Linked DNA regions of Mus musculus: region 2 is linked to region 1. The links are chromatin loops, found by intact Hi-C in ENCODE. Cell type or tissue: left cerebral cortex. All regions are shown on one strand. Links, peaks and the distances in the headings refer to the core of each region. The heading gives the core; the rest is flanking DNA. Region 1 overlaps Mtfr1 (mitochondrial fission regulator 1). Region 2 holds the start of Armc1 (armadillo repeat containing 1).

Evidence for each region. A loop is a pair of places that touch in the nucleus more often than their neighbours do. Peaks named below come from ENCODE experiments on the same cell type or tissue, not always from the same donor. Only the 100,000 strongest peaks of a DNase experiment are listed, where the experiment ranks them.
Region 2: a loop joins it to region 1, with 2.8 times the contacts of the local background. A loop is called at or near these places in 11 of 42 quality-filtered maps.

Annotation. Positions count from the first base shown.
Region 1 is chr3:19,211,282-19,221,894 of GRCm38, reverse strand. Mtfr1 (mitochondrial fission regulator 1) reads right to left here. Exons shown (of 8, transcript NM_026182.6): 4 at 10,312-10,427; 5 at 6,192-6,424; 6 at 4,472-4,715; 7 at 3,574-3,733; 8 at 1,078-2,857. The coding sequence ends at 2,789. Among named protein-coding and RNA genes, the nearest start is that of Mtfr1, 28 kb to the right of the region's middle. In left cerebral cortex, for the core only: a CTCF peak has its summit at 5,394 (motif pointing right); DNase peaks (open chromatin) are centred at 4,620, 5,072, 5,457 and 6,051.
Region 2 is chr3:19,157,660-19,168,272 of GRCm38, reverse strand. Armc1 (armadillo repeat containing 1) reads left to right here and starts at 5,178. Exons shown (of 7, transcript NM_028840.3): 1 at 5,178-5,363; 2 at 10,581-10,613. In left cerebral cortex, for the core only: a CTCF peak has its summit at 2,832 (motif pointing right); a DNase peak (open chromatin) is centred at 5,074; H3K4me3 peaks cover 2,050 bases; H3K27ac peaks cover 789 bases.

The DNA.
Region 1 (10,613 bases), core at 970-8,969:
AAAGGACCATTGAAAAGGACTTTTGTAAGACAGATCTTGAGAACTTCAGCTAGAGAAACAACTCTTAGTCCTGCCTGAAGTGAACAGCGGCATGCTGGGTCCTTCATTACTATGCTTTGCTACTTGTTGTACCGCTGAGAGAGTGAAGCGCTGGCCTACTTACAGAATTTCCAGGAAACAGGCTCAAGAGAGGATCTAAGAATGGAGAAAACAGGAAAAAGCACAGCCATGAAGCCCTAGTAATGGATGAAGGTGCATGACAAATCCCATGATAACCTTTCAGCCTTTTTGGCCTTGTGGTTAAGTGTAGAAATGCTGGAATAGCCTTAGGTGAACTACTAAAACTTTAAGCCTTGTTTTTGAGACCGATCTCAATGGCCCTAGAATAAACTCACTTGTCCAAGATCATGTGTGGCTCCAAGTCCAATGCTCTGACTCACATTCTCTATCTCTGAAAGTGTCACTACAGCACTGTTCCGCTCACAGCTCTATGTTGTATAGGAGGTCTCCTGTGTCCAAACCAGTCTAAGAGGAAAAGGGAGTGACAGACAACACAGCTCTTTAAGGACTGTATCTCTGCTTTAAAATGCATTACAAGGGCGCTGGAGGAGAGATGGCTCAGTGGTTAAGAGCACTGACTGCTCTTCCAGAGGTCCTGAGTTCAATTCCCAGCAACCACATGGTGGCTCACAACCATCCTTAATGGAATCCTCTTCTGGTGAAACAGCTAGCTACAGTATACTTACATACATAAAATACTCATATACATAAAATAAATTTTTAAAAAGAGCACTACGGGCTGGCGAAATGGCTCAGTGGTTAAGAGCACTGACTGCTCTTCCAAGGGTCCCGAGTTCAAATCCCAACAACCACATGGTGGCTTACAACCATCCGTAATGAGATCTGACGCCCTCTTCTGGTGAGTCTGAAATCAGCTACAGTGTACTTACATATAATAAATAAATTAAAAAAAAAAACTCATTAAAAAAGTGCACTACAAGCTATCCTACAGCAACATATCAGCACAAAGAATTTAGCTACAAAGGAAAGACAGAGGGAGATAAATATACAAATAGATAATAGTATTGTCAAAAGAAAATTCAACAGCTTACTTTATTTTAAAATATTAACTTTTATATAGTAGACTGCTAGCCAAATTCAATACTGATATAAATATAAACTCTTAGGTCAAAATATGTGGTCACACAAATTTTCTGAATTTCATAAAAGACAGTTTTCAAACCATAAAAAATATTTAGAAACAATATACAGCAAAAACATACCACAATTTAAACTAAATATGCTATGAAAAAATAGCCCAGTCTTTGTATGATTTAGAACACCTATCTTCAATAACTTACAATATTATCTACACTTCCCATCTCTAAACTCTGGGAAGAACCAATAGTCTAGATTTAAATAATCCAAATATTTACTCATGGTAAGAGATTCTGACATTAAAGAGTCTTATCAGAAACACAAAAATCATGGTAAACTACTAAGTACTTTAGATAAGTCCTTCCAAGCCCTAGATAACAAAGGTAGTTTTCTACTTTCTAATAACACCGAAGGTTTATCTGCATAATGTAATTCATTGGCTGACCAATAATAAATAGCTTAAAGGGAACTTATTCATCTATTCAGTAATGTTTCATTATAAAGGATATTTTGACCAGTATATTAAAATTATAAATTCAATTACGCTGACATTTCTAGAAGTATTGTGGTGGCTAGTTTGTCAGCTTGACACAGCTAGAGTCATCTAAAAGGAAGTGAACCTCAATTGAGAAAATGCCTCCATAAGATCTGGCTGCAAGGCCTTCTCTTAATTAGTGATTGATGGGGAAGGTAGTGCCAACCCTGGGTTGGTGGTCCTGGGTTCTATAAGAAAGCAGGCTGAGCAGGCCATAGGAAGCAAGCCAGTAAGCAGCAGCCTCCATGGCCTCTGCATCAGCTCCTGGCTCCAGGGCCCTGCCCTGCTTAGTCCCTGCCCTCAATGCTTGTGATGAAGAACTGCTATATGGCACTGTGAGTGACATAAACCATTTCCTCCCCCAAGGTGCTTCTGGCCATGGTGTTTCATCACAGTGATGGTAACCTTAACTAAGACAATTTTTAACTTAGCAACAAATCATCCATCTTTATAGGGCCACTTATTAAACTGATGAGAAAGATGATACATTCTGGCTTTTATTTAAGAAATGATTTAATTCAATAGTTTGATTTGTTACTACTTGAGAAGTTCATTTGCTTCCCAGTAGTGGGTGGTAATGAGGTGTAAATGGCCTTCCTGGTCCTCACTTCCCTCTAACAGAAAGCAACACAGAGACTCAGCAGTAAACATCTTCTGCTGTTTATGTAAACTCAGCTCCAGAAAACAGAAAGTGAGAACATACTCAAGTCCTGTCCGAGGCATTCCCAGCTCCAATAGTGTGCTATAATAACAGTATACCAGCTCTCCATCACTGACTAGTGAACTCTCAGTGAAGAGGAAGATAACAGTGTCCTCTCTGATGCCATTCATGGTGAAATGTGTGCACAGATTTTAGTGTTAAGAACAGAACATGCACATAGTACATGTGTGTTAGGGAGAGCTCCAGAGCTGACCTCTCAGAAGCCAGACCTCCTGCTGCTTTCACTGCTTCTTACTCCTCTAGTTGGGCTCAGAAGGAAGGAGACCAATGAACACTACAGCAAGGAATTTACTAAATACTGGTGATTTCTCCTAGACAAACTCAGCTCTGCAAGCCAACTGGTGAACCAGGAGTCTTTCTGAATTCATTGTCCATTAGGAGTCGGGAACATTTTCAATTAAAGCCTTCATTTTCCCTGTAGACTTCAATATATGTGGGCCAAACTGGAAAAGAAAAAAAAAAAAATCCAAAGCATGGAATAAGTCAGCAAGTATCTTCATGCAAACAACAGGCAGGAAGGAGTTCCTATTCGTGTGGTCTACTCAGTCTCTGTGTGGTGCAGCATATACCTCACAAGCCTATGTCAGATCTCACTGGGAAAACTCACCAGGCACCCCTAGGAGAAAATGATCCTGTCTAATTTTGAGTAAATCTTTTAAAATCTGAATACAAACACTATACTTTATCATAATGAAAATTATTATTAGATTGAGTTTCACTTCATTATACCTAAAGACAAAAATAAAACCCTGCAGGGAAAATTTAACATTGGAAAGTGAAACCCAGGGTTAAACTCTGCTTTTTTTCACTTAGGTTTCTCTGTAAGTTTTGGATTTCCAAACAAACTAAGTTTTACAGTGAGAAAAGTAGAAATACAAACAAACATGTCATCCTTGCTGGTCACAATGGCACAACTACTTTAATCCCAGCATCAGAGGTAGAGGTAGCAAGATCAGGATTTAAGCCAACCCTGCTACACACCTAGTTTAAGTCCACGCTGGATTTCCTAAGTCCCAGTTTCAAACAAAAGATCAATGATCCTTACCCGCCCAGCTAGCTACAATCTCCATATTGGTACAGAGTCCAGCAGCATCCAGCAGGAGACACAAGTCAATGGCTTAGATATGGATCTCCACCTAACATGCTACTTACTACTCACCAGGGCTGGCTCTGAGGTGGCCTCTGACTCTGGCTTTGGAATTCCTCTTTCAGTTTCTCCTTGGCTATTGTGTCGATATGCAAACTTCTTTTTCAGAGCCTCTGCTATGAAGGCAGCATGGTCAGTATCCGCTGGCCTGGGTTTTACATCTTTCTCTGACCTTTGAGAAAGGAGCAGAAACCAAGGGGACAGGTCAATATGTGGATGTCCTTCAGAGGGTCTCTGTGGACAACAAACGGTGACTAAGCCACTGCTAGTAGTAGGAGGGACACTTGGACTTTAGAGCTCAACATGAGAGTGCAGAGTCAGATAAAGGGCCACTTAGGACAAGTCAGGGCTGCATCTTCCGGAAGTACCCAGTGATTCCAGGAGAGCCTGGGGGCATGCATCCTCTTGAGAGAGCTCAACAAGTGAGGGTGCCAGGCACCAAGACGGATGACCTCAGTTCAATCCCCAGGACTCACACTGAAGGCAAGGATTCAATCACAAGTCGTCTTCTGACCTTCCCACACATACTGAACCTTTTCTTAAAACAGGTAACCTTTTTAAGAAATGAGTTGGGCGTTAGTGGTCCATGCCTTGAATCCCAGCACTCTGGAAGCAGAGGTAGGTGGATCTCTGACTGTGAGGAAACAGAGTGAGTTTCCAGGAAAGGCAGGGGCTATACAGGAAAAAGAAAAAAAAAAAAAAAAAAAAAACTGTCTGGGGAATAAAAAACCAAAAAAACAAATGAGTCCACACAAGAGGATGACACTTGGTGGAATTGAGGAGCCATTCCCTGCCCTTGGCTATTCTGTGTAGAGGAGCTCTTAGAGCTGCAGACATTTCTCGAAGGGAAAATGGTTCAGCACTCATGTTATAAACCTGAGACTCCTAGTATTCAACGTGGGAGCCTCACCTCTTGACTGACCGTAGCTTCACACTGTTCATGTCTTTAAGGATCTCAAGCATATTTGGCATGTCAGGCTTCTTTGGGTGGCCCGTAGCCAAAGTCTTTCCAGCACTGAGTCTCTGCTCTCTTCTTTCTTTAATCAGATCAAGAGCAGACGTACTTTGGTGGAGTACCAACGGAAGGGGAGGGGGAGGAGGAGGAGGTGGTGGTGGTGGTGCTACAGTAACAGATGTGGAAGAATCTAAGCAACCTACAAAAGAAGCAAACAAGTTACTCTTTCTGGTAAGAGGCAAGAAAACATCGTGACAGACTTGTGTATCCCTAAAAGCAATGTCCTTAAAAAGAGTCTAGAGGGAAAATGCAATTCAGCTACTAAGAAAGGTCTGACTCTGAACCCAAACTCATCCCATGCAAATGAACACAGATGTTTTTAACGTTTAGACACACTTGTTTGTGGAGAGCAGCATAACCACTCTTAGCAGAAATATAAAGCAGTCTATACTCATACACATCTGTCCTCAATACATACTAGGCAGTTCAGCACTATCACAAGTATCACGAACACGTGACCATGCCAGCTGTTTATATGCCTATAATCCCTGCACTTGGGAGAACAAAGCGGCAGGATCACCAAATTCAAGGCCAACCTGATCTACATAAGGAATTCCAGGTCACTCAGATACAAAGAAAAACCTTGTCCCACAAAACAGTATCACACTTAATTTTCAAAGAAAAAAGTAAGTGTTAAAGAAATAAAATCCCTAATATTTACCCTTTTTGCCTAATCAAAGTTGGCTGTCTCTACTGCAGAACTATACAAATGAGAGCTTGGGGAAATCGTAACGTCACAACAGTTTTCCCCGGAGTACTCAGACCATAAGACAACAAAACAAACTGCAGAGTTATCTCCTATTTATGGTAGTTTCCCTAGTCTACCAGCAGAGGGAAGTAAAGAAAACAGTTTCAAGTTAATAGACAACAAGCCAGAACCTGCTATGCAAAGCACATGTCTATGCAAATCACTGAGATCACCCCTCCCCTTCTAGTGCCCAGTGCCCAAAGCACCATAAGCAACAGGATTCAGACACTGGGCACCTACGTGTCTCTCCAGGACCGTGAAATAACAGGAAAAACAACCACTACTTTCCAACAGACTACCAGGCTAGGATTTCAAGGCCATAGTTTCTTCTCCATGGGAAAAAATGTGCCACACAAATTAAACCAAGAGGATTAGATGAAATCCTGACTGGTTTCTACTCTACAAGAGAAAGAAAAGGGTCATTAGGTACCTGCTGTGTGTTTATTTATTACTTTCTATACATAATGCCACAGGGACTTGGTAATACAAGGACCGTTATACCCAATTTAGAGCAGGAAAGGAAAGTGGACCATCAGATGTTTACCTCAGGCCCTGCATGTGTAAATAGCTTCTCACAAGTCCTACCCAGAAACAGTTCCTTTCACCAGACACAAAGTCACGTTACATCCTCGTGTCTGAGAGGAGTGGTTATCAGATGGGGGAATCTAAACTTCCCATAAAGCAGCCATTCACAACAGCCCACTTCAAATGCAGGCATTTCAGAGTTTGCCAAGCAGATTTTTTTCCCTACTCTTCTCAAATTAAAGTCACACAGACATCATCGGGTTTTGTGCTGTCTTAGGCAAGACTAGAGAAGACACAGCTTGCACTGTCCAGTCACAACAAGCCACTTCAGGGGCCACATACCTGCACTTGGACTCTGTTGCTCCTGCAGGGTCACAATCTTGGCAATCTGAGCTCTAAGGGCAGCAAGCTCATTCTCAAGGGCAGAGATCTTCTGCAGGGCCTCCTCGCTGGCCAGCGTCCTCTCTGGAGAAGGCTTGTCTTGAGACAGGCTTGGGAAGGAAGTGTGCCTGCTTGGGGGCTTCTCAAAGCAAGGAGGGTCATCCTCATGAGGAGGCTTGGAACTGACTTCTGCCCTGCAAGGAAAGCATAAAGGTGGCCATCACAGGCTGTGAAGGAGACCTGAATAGACAGACACCTACACACTGCTCATCAGGGTATCACACAAGTCACTATTCCCCAGCTGTATGCCAGCACTGCCCCACTCCTTTCCTGTCTACAGAGCCTGTTGCTCCTCCACCACTGTCAAGAGGAAAGGCTGCCGATTGGTTTTGTTTTGTTTTCTTTTGTTTTTGTCTTCACCTAAAAAATTTCATCTTCCAAATTGCAATCTAATCATAACCACCGGGAAGCTCAAACCGAGAATGTCTGAGCCCTTCTGTAGGGTCCTGGCTTTGCCTTCTAGTACCAGCAATTCCTGTGTTTGACTAAGCACATCAAACAAGAAATATGGGAACCATGTAATCCAACCACATCCCAGAAGCCGAAAGGAGAGGGGAATCGTTAATGTCATTTCTCTCAAGCCCACACTGTCAAAGTCTGAACACTGGAAACACTGCTCCCTGAAGTCGGACATGCCAGTCGCTGGGAATGCTTCAAAATGCAAGAATTCTTCATGAGTACAGGAAGTAATCATAATTCCTAGTATGAAGATCACTAATTCAAAGTAGCCTGGACTGCACAGTACGCTGGACACTAACCTAAGCTACTCTAAAAAGCAGAAACAACTGCCCTGTGCCTGGAATAAGGACTTTAGTGTCCAGTTTCTTTTGCAGTTTAGGGAACATGTGGCTGAGCAGGTTAATAAAGCCTCAGACCTATTAGTCAGCAACTGAAGCCACTTAAGCCTCAGCCGCCTTCTGCGTGCTGAGTGAGGCCAGTGCAGTGCAGTGTGGCATTTCAGTGAAAGCAGGTAAAGGGGCAGCACACAGTGAGGACACTCGGGCTGGCTATCAATTCCAGCTATACTTACAAGTTTCTGAGAAAACAAAGAATTGGCAAGAAAAGGGGACATCCACATTTTAATCATTGTCCTCATAGCTTCTCTGTCACATGCAATCAGACTTTTTTGTTTCTGTTTTTGAGGAATGGCTTCACTCACTCTGCAGCTCTGGCTTCTTTAAAACTCTCTAGGCAGTAGCCTCGCTTTCTACCCACAACCCCAGTTCTGGGATTGCATGCAGAACAACCACACTGTTCCACCCAACCAAATGTTATTAATCACAGTATCAATTAAGCCCTTTAACAATTCAACTTTCACTTAACTTGACACTGCTGTTTACTTTGCTTGAGAGCTGTATAAATGACTTGGCTTTTGACTAGGGAAATGAATCTAGGTGTTTTGTTCAAATCTCTTTATACTTTAAGTTGTTAGAATGTTTGCAAGTTGCCTTTTCACCTGTAAGATTGGGAATGGAAAAACTTCAATAATAAATGTTGTGGGTTGCTCTGATGCTGTTTGTATTCTGATATTAATTCTGCTTCCTCAAGAGAGGTTGCCCCCAAGGAAAAGTCAAACACAGGTATTCCAGTGATCTCATATGAACCTTCTCCCCATTCTAACTAGTCAATAAAAGCTAGAGCCTGTGATTGGGCAGTGGAAGGGAAAGGTGGGACGAGAGGTTTTTGGGGAGTGAGGGAGGAGAAGGGAAGAAGAGGAGGAGGAGGAGGCCACGATGGGGCAGAACCACACGTAGCAAAGGGTCGTATAGCTGGGGAATCAGTTAGTATAGTGGTAGATCTGCCCAATCTAGGCATATAGCTTATAACTATAATAACTGGATTGTGTGGTTTTTTTATATGGGCTTATTGGGGTTGGAAAAACCAGCAATAAATAAACACCTATTCTTCCCTAGTCCTTAGCACACCTAACATCATAATAGCACCTTTTTAAATTGGGAATATGTGTAGAAGTGTTTGGATTCCAGAGCTCCGATTACTGTTTCCTTTTTTATCCTAATACTAAGAAAACCAGATAAGGAAATCTGTTTAAAATGTAGAGTGAAAAATAAATTCATAAGAACTTCCAAAAGGCTAGCCATGGTAAAACCTGTCTCCATCCCAGAACTTGAAGCAATAGGGTCATGAGTAGGCAGCTAGCCTGGACTATACAGAGAAAGCTTACCTGAGGGATGGGGATATAATGTAGTCCAGTCAGTTAAGTGATGGTTTGGCATGCACAAAACCCTGGCTTCATACCAATACTCCATAAAATTGGGTGTAGTACATAATGCCTACAGCCCCAGGAGTCTGCTTGTACAGGCTAGAGGGAGGGGTAGGAGTTCAACATTGTCCTTTATTACACAGTAAGTTCAAGAGCAGATTGGTCCACACGAGGCGCTGTCTCAAAAAAACAGGAGGGCCAGGAGGTAATTTAGTTGACATGCCATGTGGAGCTAAGTTTGATCCCTGGAAGCCATGTGAGAAGCTAGATATAGATGTGCATGCTTGTAACTTCAGTACTGTGGAGGCAGAGAAAGGTGGGTCCCTGGGGCTCAATCACCAGGCACCCTCACCTGATCTGCACGCCTCAATCCCAAGGAAACTTTGTCATAAAACAAGATGTACTAGAAGAATACCTGAGCCTGACCTCTGGCCTCCGCATGTTTGCATATGTGCATACATGTCCACAAACATGAATAAGCACTCACTGCACAGCACATACATACACAAAATAAGGCTTACATTTCTACATGCCTACAGATAAGTAGCATCCTTTTCCTTTCCATTGAAATCTTAAATATAAAAACAACAAAAAGTATCTAGAACAGATGTTCAAAAAGCAGAAAACAGCTACCTGTCATATGTTTCTTTAAAACTGTTTCAGCACCCCAGCTCTGTCTGCTAGTGAGATGTCTTCATGTTTTCCCTGCTTCACTTGGCCCCCAGATACTCTATGGTAGAAGAGCACAGACTCCTGGTTAAAGTACAATGTGCTGAAATTCCTAAATTTACTACTGTGCTGGTCTGTTTTATGTTAACTTGATGCAGCAGGAGTCATCTGAGAGGAGGAACATAATTGATAAAATGCCTCCAGCACAGTGGTTCTAAACCCTCCAAATGCTGCGACCCTTTAATACAGTTCCTCGTGTTATAGTGACCCCCAACCATAAAATTATTTTTGTTGCTACATCATAACTGTAATTTTGTTACTGTTATGAATTGTAATGTAAATCTCTGGGTTTTCCAATGGTATTAGACGGCCCCTGTTGAAAGAATCCTTCAACCTTCAAAAGGGTCTTGAGACCCTTTTGAGAACCAATATCCCAGATCAAGCTGTAAGCAGACAGGCTTAACGGGCATTTTCTTAGTGATTGAGATTGACTAGGGAGGGCCCTGCCTATTGTGGGTGGTGCTATTCCTAGGCTGGTGGTCCCAGGTTCTATAAGAAAGCAAACCACACAGAATAAGCTATTAAGCAGCACCCTCCCTAGACTCTGCATCAGCTCCTGCCTCCAGGTTCCTGCCCTGCTTGAGTTCCTGTCCTGACTTCCTTTGGTGATGAACAGCAATGTGAACATAACTTTCTTAGACTGACTACGTAGTAAATATTCTTTGTAAGTTTTCAAATGAATGAAAACATCTCTAATACTCATTGTTCCTTCATGTGACCCCCCAACTCATCTTGATATAATTTTTAAGATCATTCTCCAAGTATACAAATTCTCTATGATCTGATGGATCCCTGTACTCCAGTGAAACTATTATTTACCTAACCTATCTCTGACAGTTCTTTCTGGCCACTTATACTAGAACATAACCTGAATGGCAGGGAATTCTGTGGTTCAAAAGGACTTAGGCTGAATATTCCTGATTTTGATAAATAAATCCAAAAGAAGAGTGCTTAAAAAAAAAAAAAAAAAAAGAGCAGGGCAAGCTGTCATCCAATGAGGCTCTAAAGTATTGCAATGCATCCTTGAAACAGCAGACACTGAATCTCAGCCCCAGAGCCTTCCAGACTCACCTGAGTCTTATTGAGCACTCTCCTTCTTCAGTGGCTACCAATCCAACATCAGCAAAAGATGCCACCGCATCCTCTCCTGAGTGTGCGGGACTCCATTCTGTTGCATGGCTGGTAAGCTGGAAGTTACAAAGAGAGAAAGTCCTTTATCTGTAAAATTTAACATAAAATTAAAAACCAAAGACATAGCATCAGGCTGGTGCTAACACCTCATGGGTGGAGCAGTAGCTCTATGGCAGGCCTCCATATGCTACTGAGGCCTGGTTCACAACCTCAGGATTTTAACTTAATGTTAACCCATTTCT
Region 2 (10,613 bases), core at 1,616-9,615, 54 kb after region 1:
AGTTATGAACCTTTAGATATTTTAGAGAAACGTTGGAGTTTTAGAAATATTGGATTTTTAGAAAGATATTGAACATTTCAAAAAGAGTCCATATGTTTAGTGTCTGACTTTTTAAAGACTGTGGTGATTTTGAAGTTAGGATGTTTTATATATGATATTAATACCAATATATGAGATCCTGGGGATAGGCAAGAAAGGGAAGGATACTGTTAATAGTGTTGTATTGGTGTGTAAAGTTAACAAGGGGTTAATGGTCCTGTTTTTTTATTTTATTTTTCAGTGTGATATAAGCTAGAGTCACTTGGGATGGACCCTCAATTGAGAAAATGCCTCCATAAAATTGGCCTGTAGGAAAAATCTGTTAGGCATTTTCTTGATTAATGATTGATGTAGGAGGATCCAGCTACTACATGGGCAGTGCCTCCTCTGGGATGGTGGTCCTTGATTTTACATCCAAGTAGGCTAAGCAAACCATGATGAGGAAGCCAATAAGCAGGGCTCCTGCTTTGAGTTCCTTTGTTGATGGACTGTAGTGTAGCTTTGTAAACTGAAATAAACTTTTCCAAGTCAATTTTTGTCATGGTGTTTTATCACTGCAATAGAAACCCTAATTTAAATACTATGAGTAGAAAAAATGTGATCTCTCTGCCCCTGACTTCCAGGTGAGCCCTAGACAACTGTTGTTGTGTCTAACCTATCTGAATATCTAACTGTATTCTCTTCTAAGTTGCTTGTGCTCCTAAGATTTCCTCACAGTAGGAGGAAAGTAACTACACATTCCAGGGATCTGGAGCAGGACAAGCTTGCATCATCGGTGGCAAGCTGCCGAGCGATCTTCCTGGTCGAGCTGTTGGTTATTTGTCTCATAGTCTGATAGTCTTAGCCCACATTGGTGTAGAACTCACTAATAGTCAAGGAAATCATCTGGCCCAGCAATAAGTAAGTAAGTAAATAAATAAAAACAGATATTGTGATGGTTTGTATATGCTCGGCCCAGGGGGTGGCCCTACTAGAAGGTGTGGCCCTGGTGGAGTAGGTGTGTTACTGTGGGTGTAGGCTTTAAGACCCTTATCCTAGCTACCTAGAAGCCAGTATTCTGCTAGCAGCCTTCAGATGAAGATGTAGCACTCTTAGCTCCGCCTGCACCATGCCTGCTGGGACGCTGCCATGCTTCCGCCTTGATGATAATGGGCTAATCCTCTGAACCTATAAGCCAGTCCCAATTAAATGCTGTCCTTATAAGAGCTGCTTTGGTCATGGTATCTGTTCACAGCAGCAAAACCCTAACTAAGATAGATATACACATATAAAAGCATGAAACTAGATACTTACCTTTCACACTGCATAAAAATCCACTCTGAACAGATCAAAGACATTAATGCAAGATCCAAGACTTTGAAACTGTTAGAAGAAAAGTAAAGCAAAAGATATCCAAAAAAAGCATAGACAAGGGCTTTCTAATAGGATTACAGTTGCTTAGGAAATAATTTCAATAACTGACAAATGGGACCTCATGAAATTGAAAGGCTCCTATGATGCAAAGGAAATACTTAATAAAGAACATCCTGGATTAATATCCAGACAATACAATAACTAAAAAACTGAACAAGAATAACTCACAACACACAAACTTTATATGTCCCAGTACAGGGGAACGCCAGGGCCAAAAAAATGAGAATGGGTGGGTAGGGAAGTGGGGGGGGGGTATGGGGGACTTTTGGGATAGCATTGGAAATGTCATTGAGGAAAATATGTAATAAATAAAAAAAAAAGAATAACTCACACTTACTTACTAAATGGGCTAATCGAAGTCAGCAGTCTACAAAAATTGTATACAGAAGAGACCTGATCAATATGTGAGAAATGTAAATCAAAACAAATTTGAGATTCTATTGTACCAATCAGAAGGTCAGAGAACTAATCCTGGCAAGGATGTGAATGAAAGGGAACTCATATTCATAGCTGTTGTCCTGTAAACTAGTCTGGCATCCATGGAAATTGGTACAGAAGTTTCCAATAAACTATAAATCAATCAAAGAGACATTTGCACATTACTGTTTAATACAGCACTATTCATGATTGTTAAATGATGGCACCAAGTCACCTGGATGAAGAAACTGTGGCATGTACATAGAATGGGATCTTTTTCGCCACAAAGGATTAAGTTATGATTTTTTTTTTTTTTGAGACAGGGTTTCTTTGTGTAGCCCTGGCTGTCCTGGAACTCACTTTGAAGACCAGGCTGGCCTCAAACTCAGAAATCCACCTGCCTCTGCCTCCGGAGTGCTGGGATTAAAGGCAAGCGCCACCACTGCCCGGCTCAAAGGATTAAGTTATATTGTTTGTAGGAAAATACACATACCTGGAGACAATCATATTACATTAATTAAGCCAGTCTCAGGAAGATAAATCTCATATTTTCTTTCATTTGTAGTTCCTATGGCTGTTGACTAGTCTTGTGTCAACTTGTTTCACACACTAACAGAGTCATGTGAAAGTAGGAAACCTTAATTGAGAAACATGCCTCCTTTAAGACTCAGTTAGTGATTGATGGGGGCAGGCCCAGCCCACTGAGAGTAGCTCCACCGTTGGGCTCGTGGTCCTGGGTTCTATAAGAAGGCCTAGTGAGCAGCACCCCTTCGTGGTCTCTGCATTAGCTCCTGCCTCCAAGATCTTCCCTGTTTGAGTTCTTGTCCTGTTTTCCTACAGTAATGAAAATCCTTTCCTCCCAAAGTTGCTCTTTGGTCCTGGTGTTTCACTGCAGCAATAGAAACCCTAACTAAGACACTAGACATTTTTTTTTTTAAAGATTTATTTATTTATGTAAATACACTGTAGCTGTCTTCAGACACTCCAGAAGAGGGCGCCAGATCTTGTTATGGATGGTTGTGAGCCACCATGTGGTTGCTGGGAATTGAACTCAGGATCTTTGGAAGAGCAGTCAGTGCTCTTAACCGCTGAGCCATCTCTCTAGCCCCAAGACACTAGATTTTATATAATCACATAAAATCATGAATGTATACAGAACATGAAAGAGAACATTAAAGTAGAAGTGAAATTGGGAAGGGTAACTAAATGGGAGATAGAAGAAATGGGTGGGAGGATATAATCTGTACCTGTAAGAAAATTAAAAACAAGATTAAAATTTCAAAATTGAAAAAGGATTATCTGATATCAAAATGCCAGAAGGACAGCAGGTTGTGGGGTTTTTTTTTTGTTCTTTTTTTTCACTTTGAACCATAGCTAAGATTGTCTCTGGCACAGAGTGTGTATTCAAAAGACGATTGTTAAATAAAACTACAGAGATCTGAATATTGTCTTAAGCAACAGTGGTTGAGAAACTTTACGTACCAGCCTGTCCTGTGGCTAGACCCAAGCAACGATTGATAATGGTAGGTAGCACAACTTCACAGGTGTCAAGTTCAGACACTTTTAAACTAGAAATGTGAATCCATAAAGACTTAAAAGACTTCCCTGAGGCTTGTAATCCATTCACAGGAGTTTAGGAAGCACTAATTAATGTTTTGTTAAGGCTACCTTTGCTTTTTAGCTTCAGCCATCTTTTCTTGGTAATGGCATTTTGCACAAAGTTTAGACTTTGCAGAGCTTTAATGGCATCAGTGTGAATACATTAAATTTCAGATGGTGAATTTTCAATAGGTAAAGACATATTTTCACCGACTGGCTCAAAATAACCTGTCATTACTTACTAATTCTGAAAATACTATATGTCTTTTCTTAATAGGCAGATTAACATTAGCAAAAACAGCGAATTTTCCTTTCTGGATTACTGAGTCACCTTTTATTAGAATATTGGGCAAGTCTTCACTTACTCAGCCAGATAGGTTGTGCTGTACTGGGTATGCCCCTTGGACTTAGTATATTTACTTTTTTTTTTTTTTTTTCCTGCTTTCTACATTCACTGTTTTTAATTTAGGCTCAATGTTCTCTTACCACTAATCCCTGTCTTGGCTTTGTGAATAAAGCACACAGACTGGCTTTTGCCTGTAGGTGAGATGGTTATTTAGAGTCTTGTTCTTGTTTTCTACCAAGCTTTACTTTGGACTTGTTTTCATTTTGGGTTTTAATAATAAGATAACCAAGAGCACGGGAACATTAAGAAACTCAAGAGATGGACTCTTTTGTTCTTCTTCTTCTTCTTCTTTTTTTTTCTTTTTAAGTCAAGGTTTCTGTGAAGCTTTAGTTAGCCTAAACTGGGCTTGAACTTGAAATGGTCTGCCTTCAGCCTTTACCTACTTAGTGCTCAGATTCCGCCGTGGCGGTCTGGTTTATAAATTCACTTACAAAATATTGGAGATAATAGCGTAGAATACAGTCCGGTGTGGTGTCTTCCACATCCTTTCCAAATTAAAGCCCTTTCAAATTCCTTGTAACAAGAATAACAACAAAGTCCCTGTAACTTTAATGTATGAGCAACACGTCAGAATAAGATTGTAGAAACGAAGATCAAAAAGGAGTGTGGATGGATGTATTATTTTCAGATTAGCCTGCGAGACTTGGATAACAATTTCAGAAATACTTTGGAAAATAAAACGTACCTAGAGCAACTCCTCGGTAACTAGTATCGATAAAACAAGTATGTCTTTACTTTGATAAATAGAAAACAGCATTAACAAAACTTCATGATGAACTGGAGAACTCTCTTAACACAAGTCTCTGACAAGAGAAAAGACAAAATTCTTTTCAATGTCAAATCACTTAGGCCAACCCAACAAAAGCACTTCGCATCCCTCGCTTTGCTAGAAAGCAGCACTGAAAAGAAATGAACGAAATCCAGAGAGGCCAAACAGTGTCGACGTTCATAGTAAAAACTACAAAAAAACGTCCGAAGATTCTGGGTAAAGACGCACAGACGTGGATGAAGGGTTACAGGTTGTTTTATCAGACCTGGAAGACTTGCTGAAGATAAACTATTCTGTTCGCGTGTCTGCACACAGAAGCAGAAGCCCTTCCTGCCGCGGGAACCCTGGGAATTGTAGTCGCGGAGCCACGATGGCTGTAAATTTGTTTAGCACTCCGTGGACGGCGAGCCCTTGGTTCCAATTCAGTGTTCTGGGTCCTCATAGGTCCGGTCTAGCTCACCAATGAGCTACTAGGTTTGAGAACATCCCGCCTCTGGTTGGGTGTCCTTCCTCACGTTGCTTCATTTTCAGCCAATGGGATAATAAAGCCAGCAGAGGTGACAGGGTCACCGCGGAGCCTGCAGCTCCTCCGCCGCCAGCGACTCAGCCCTGTGGTTCTTTGAGTCGGGCCGTGGCTCGGGGTCTTCGCCGCCCGTTGTCCGCCGTGGTGGGTGCGGCTCTGATGCTGCGGCAGGCTCCGGACGCCCGGAGCTCTGGAGGGTACGTAGCCGGGGCCGAGGTGGGGCCGAGGGGCCGCTGCTGCGCGGGCCGGCCGCTGCGCCCGCCTCCTGCCGGCATCCCGCGGGCTGCCTCGGACGGCTCCGGACGTGCTCTTCTCTCCTCTTCCTTCTGACCAGCCAGCCCGCCCTACGAGTAGCGGGTGTCCATGTCGCGGCGTTCTTTCTGTAAATCTGCGAGCCTCTGCGCGCAGGCCTCCATTCAAGAGAAACTCGTGTACACAGGTGGTGGGCATTTGTGCACTTAGCTGCTCCTTTGGTGATACTGTCTCCTCAGCGCTTGCAGTAGAAGTTTCCCACTGGGTTAGTTCTGTGCTTGCATGGTACTTGCCAGACATTTTACTGTCTTGCCTTTTTTTTTTCCCACCCTGTTACCCGCTCAAAACTGCTACCTGAAGAAACTGAGGCTTGGAGACGGTAATTCAATTCCAAAAGAGTTACAGTTATAATTGCAAGGAGAAGCCAGATCGGGTCTCGGCGTTTGATAGTGGTAGTTGCTTTTCAACCCGGCTTAATCATTAAGGATTTAGGATAAGTGTGTGCCCGCAGCAGCTCTTAGCACGTGAGGGCTAAATACTTCTATTAACTAAGTGGTGATTCTTAGCTATAAGAAAAGGAATACCTTTCTGACATCTGCCCAGACACTGATGTCTCGCGTGTCTCTAACTCCGTGCTTCAAGACTTCTTGCCCGTTGGCATCCTCATCTGGAAGCTGGTTGGACATCTCAGATTCCCAGACCCACTTACACCCACTGAGCTTGAACTTACTTTTGGCAAGGTCCCTTAGGTGATCGCAGTGTCCTTAAAGTTTGCGAAGGGTTCTGTTTGTCAACATAGAGCCAAGGAAGAGAAAATAAGTTTGGGTCGTGATGGTATGCCTTTAATCCCTGCTTTGGTAGCTATTGGCAGGCAGATCCCTCCTAGTTTCAGGCTCATCTCAACTACATAGGTCAGCCAGAGCTAAGTAAGGAGAAGAAAAAGTAAAGGCATACGTCCTATGCACTGTGACCTCTACTCAGACTGAGATACAGAAAAATGAGAACAAAGCTTTTGTCATTTGCACGACGTTTCCCTTTTCAGAAAATGAATGTGTCTCTTGAGAGTTTTAACTTAGCCGTCCCAACTCTTAAAGTAGACATCAATGTTAACTGTTTCATAATTGTCTTGTAATTGACACCAGGTGCGGGCTTTGGAAGTAAAAGAGCAAATTAAGACAAAGGGGATGCTGATTTACTGTTGCTGGCTAGTTAGATTAAAAGAACCTTGTGCTCTTTATATTCAGTTTGGCAAGGTCTGTGTAAGCCCCACCCCCAGTTTCTTCCATTTGTCGTGAAGATCTTCCCGTTAGTTTTTTGTTGTTTTTTGTTTGTTTGTTTGTTTTTTGTTTGTTTTGGAAGGAAGGGTAGAATTGCTGCTACTCCCAGTTTTCCCAGTTTATTCATTTGGTTATTTGATAATAAAGCTGAAACAAACTGCCAGACTCACTTATCCTAATTCCCAATAGTTAAAGATAGTGTTTCAGAGAGTTTTAGTTTTTAGTGTTTTAATAATAATTAAAAAATATTTTCTATGACTGTTTTGACTGCATATATGTCTGTGCACATGCCTGGGGCCAGAAGGAGGGCATCAGATCCCCTGGAACTGGAGGTAGAGTTGTAAGCTGCTTTCTGGGTGCTGGGACTTGATGCCTGGTCTTCTGGAAGGTCAGTCACTATTCCTAACTGTCCAGCCATCTCTAGCCCCACTTTCAGTGCTGTGTTCAGAGGCATTCATTTATACAGCAGTGTAAAGTTTCAGGCTCTTGTTTGCACCAGAAATTATTTGATGTGCATAGGTCTTGGGTCTTGCCTTCAGAAACACCTACTCATTTGGATAGGCCCAAGGAAATTGTATTGTTTGACGCTGTCAGGTCCACGCTTCTTGACATTAGTGCTTTTGATGGAAAATGCAACTAGCAAACAGATGAACAAGCACACTTGTGTTTGTGCTAATGTGGTGTTCATTACAGAAGGAAAAGGGTTTCCATTTGTTTTGTTTTAACCTTTTATTTGCTTGTGGTTCATTAGCTACTATAAATGTGCTCAGGACAGCATTTCAGGTTATTTAAAAATTATTGTCTCTCTTTGCTGTGTGCATGTGTGTTGTGTGTGTGCACACACTTGTGTCTGTGTCTGTATGAATGCTGTGGAGGCTGGAGATCAACTTTGAGTATATTCCTCCATCTCTTACTCAGCCTTCCTTTTTGAGGCAGGGTCTTTGCGGAACCTGGAGGAGCTAAGCTGGCTCACCGGTGCTCTGCCTTCTACCTGCCTCTCTAGCTCCAGCACTGGGATCACCAGATGTGTAAAACCAAGTGCTTGCTTTTGTTGTTTTATACTGGGGCTTGGGATTCAAGTGCAGGCCCTTGTGCTTGCTCAGTCAGCACTACCCACTCAGTCATCTCCACAACGGTCAGTCTGTGCATGTGTGCACATAGGGTGCACGTCTGTGCATGTGTGTGGAGGCCAAGGGGCTTCCTCAGGCTCCCTCCAGGTTACTCTTCGAGATGGGGCTGTCAGTGAGCCTCCAAGGATCCACCTGGGTGTTTCTCTCTAGCTAGGACCGCATGCAGCACTGCATCCAGCCTCACATTGGTGTTGGAAATGCAAACTCAGTTTTCGTTGCATAGCAGGTTCTTTATCAAGAGAACTATCTTTCCAGCCCTAAAATTATTGTTTTAGTGTGGTACAGAATAAATAAATTTTTACATTAGCATACAAAGTAATGGATTCCATGATGATATCTTCATACATATTGTATGTTGCTCTCATTAATTCCTTTCCTACATTTATTTTGATTTCTGCTAAATTTGGAATAGAGAAGTGTGGAGAAAATTCCTGCAGTAATCACATATAACTAGTTTTCCAGCCTGTGAAGGAAAATATTTCTCTTAAACAATTTAAGTTGATAGTTAATTTAAGTTGATAGCTAACAAAGAATATTTAGTATATAAATTGGGCTTCAAGTTCTATCTTAAAAAAGATTAATTTTTAATTATATGTATTTACATATGTGCTCATGGAGGCCAAAAGAGGGTATCAGATACCCTGGGAATGGAGTTACAGATGGTTGTGAGCAACAAACATGGAAGTTTAGAGCTGAACTTGGGTCCTCTGCAAGAGCACTTTGTGCTTTTAACCACTCGCCATCTCTTCATCTCCAAGTTCTACCTTTTAGCGGTAACCCCCTGATATCCTGTCACTCCAGAAGCAGGTAGAGAATATTGGGTGTCTTTGTCCCAGCGTCCTGCCTTGCGCCCCTCCCTCCTGTTTTTCTTTTATTGAATGCATTTATGGCACTAGGGAATGAAATTAGGGTCTCATCCCCAGGCCAGTTGCTGTCTTCCTGTTTTGACAGGCGTGGTCATGCACTCATGCAATCTCAGCACTCAGGGAGCTTTAGCAGAGTGGGAGGTTAGCTCGGGCTGTGCACTGAGACCTTGTATCACAAATCAAAGTAAGGTAAAATAAAAATTGGTTATGTGAGCTCAGCAATCTGCAGCTAAAACATTGATTATTTGAAAAGGTTCAGCCACATAGTCAAAAAGGGGTGTCTGTAACCTGATGCCATCCAGATACTAAAATAAAATGAACTTCTGACATTGAATAGCCTTGCTTTGAAGTTTTATGTTAAACCTGTCATTTGGAGAGCAAATCCGAGAACTCCTGCCTGCTTTTCTTACCTCGTTTAAAAGTTGTCATTGCTGTGCCATTTGACCTACAACTCTCCTTGTTTTGGTGTTGAGTTTCTGACCCTTCCCTAGGTAGACCCCAGTGTGAGCCCTTATCAGCAGGGTGTGAGGACTGGAAACTTTAAGATATTTTGACTGCACGTCATTCTAAAGGAAGGAGAAGATTATATATAACATTTAAGGGATGATCTCCATTGAGTAGTTATTGAAGGATGACAGATAAAAACAGAGTGTTACAGTGTCAAAGCCTGGACACTGTGAAAAAGCCACTGTTTGCTGTGTTTGGCTTTGTTGTAGTGTGTGTGTATGTGTGTGTGTGTGTGTGTGTGTGTGTGTGTGTGTGAGCATGCATTCATTTACTGTATCTAGGTTTATGTACATATTGGTGCATGTATGCCACCATGTGCGGAGGGTGGAGGTCAGAGACAAGTTGTGGGGTTGGTTCTCTTGTTCCTCTGTTTGGGTTCCAGATGTGGGACTTAGTTGTCAGCTTTGGCAGCGAGTGCCTGTACCATGGTCTCCCAGATTGCTTGGTTGAGGCACAGATTAGAGAGAAGCCCTTTTTTATTGTTTCTTTCTCTCTCTCCCTTGCTTTCCTTCCCTGTCTTTGGAATTGAACTCGGAAACTAAGTAAGGTGTGCTAGGCAGTGCTCTGCCACTTAGCTTGTTCCTTGAACAAAGTCTTCATTTTGAGTCAGGGTCTCAGTCAGTCACCCAGGGAGCCTTGAACTTGAGCTCTTCCTGCCTCAGTGTCTGAGGCAGCTTGCATTGCAGGTAGGCCACAGGGCTTGGCAAGGGTGGTCTCCTTTGCTCTTCTCCTTTGCTTTAGGAGATTTCACAGTTTGCTGTGCATCTCTCCTCACCCCCTCCCCACAGAGGAGTAAGAAAAACCCAGGCTGTCAGCTCACCACTTTGCCTTGAGGCATTTTTTTTTTTTTTTTTTAGGCCTAGAAAGGTCCTAGGAGGGAAAAGTCCTGGCAGTGTTACAGTTTGAAAAGGGGAGCAAAGGTTACAAGCTTGTACGTAAAGACCGTGCTTATTGGAACCTTAGTGTTAAAATATGTATTGCTAAAATGGGATTTACTGGAGTATTGAGGATGGCATATGTGCTTTTGCATATATAAATAACTTGATTGCTTCCTTCAGCTTATGTTCATTTTATTTTTCACAAGCTTTAGAATTGCCAGTCCTTATTTTTGTGTGTGTGATTTAGATTCATCTGCTTCTTTCTAAAGATATTATAATGTAGTTACTTAAAGGTACCAGAGCTAGGCACAGAGGGTGCTTGCTTGTCATCCAAGCTTTTGAGAATCAGAGGCAGGGGGATAATACACGGACAGCATCAGCAGCGCAGTGAGTCTGAGGCCAGTCTGCACTGTGTAAGTAAACAGACAAATGGAATCCTTGTCTACCTTGGCAGACGAGGACTGATTTTGTCAACCTGACTTCTACTCTTTTTTTTTGTTGCAGAATTTAAGAAGCTTTTATTCATGTGCATGTCAT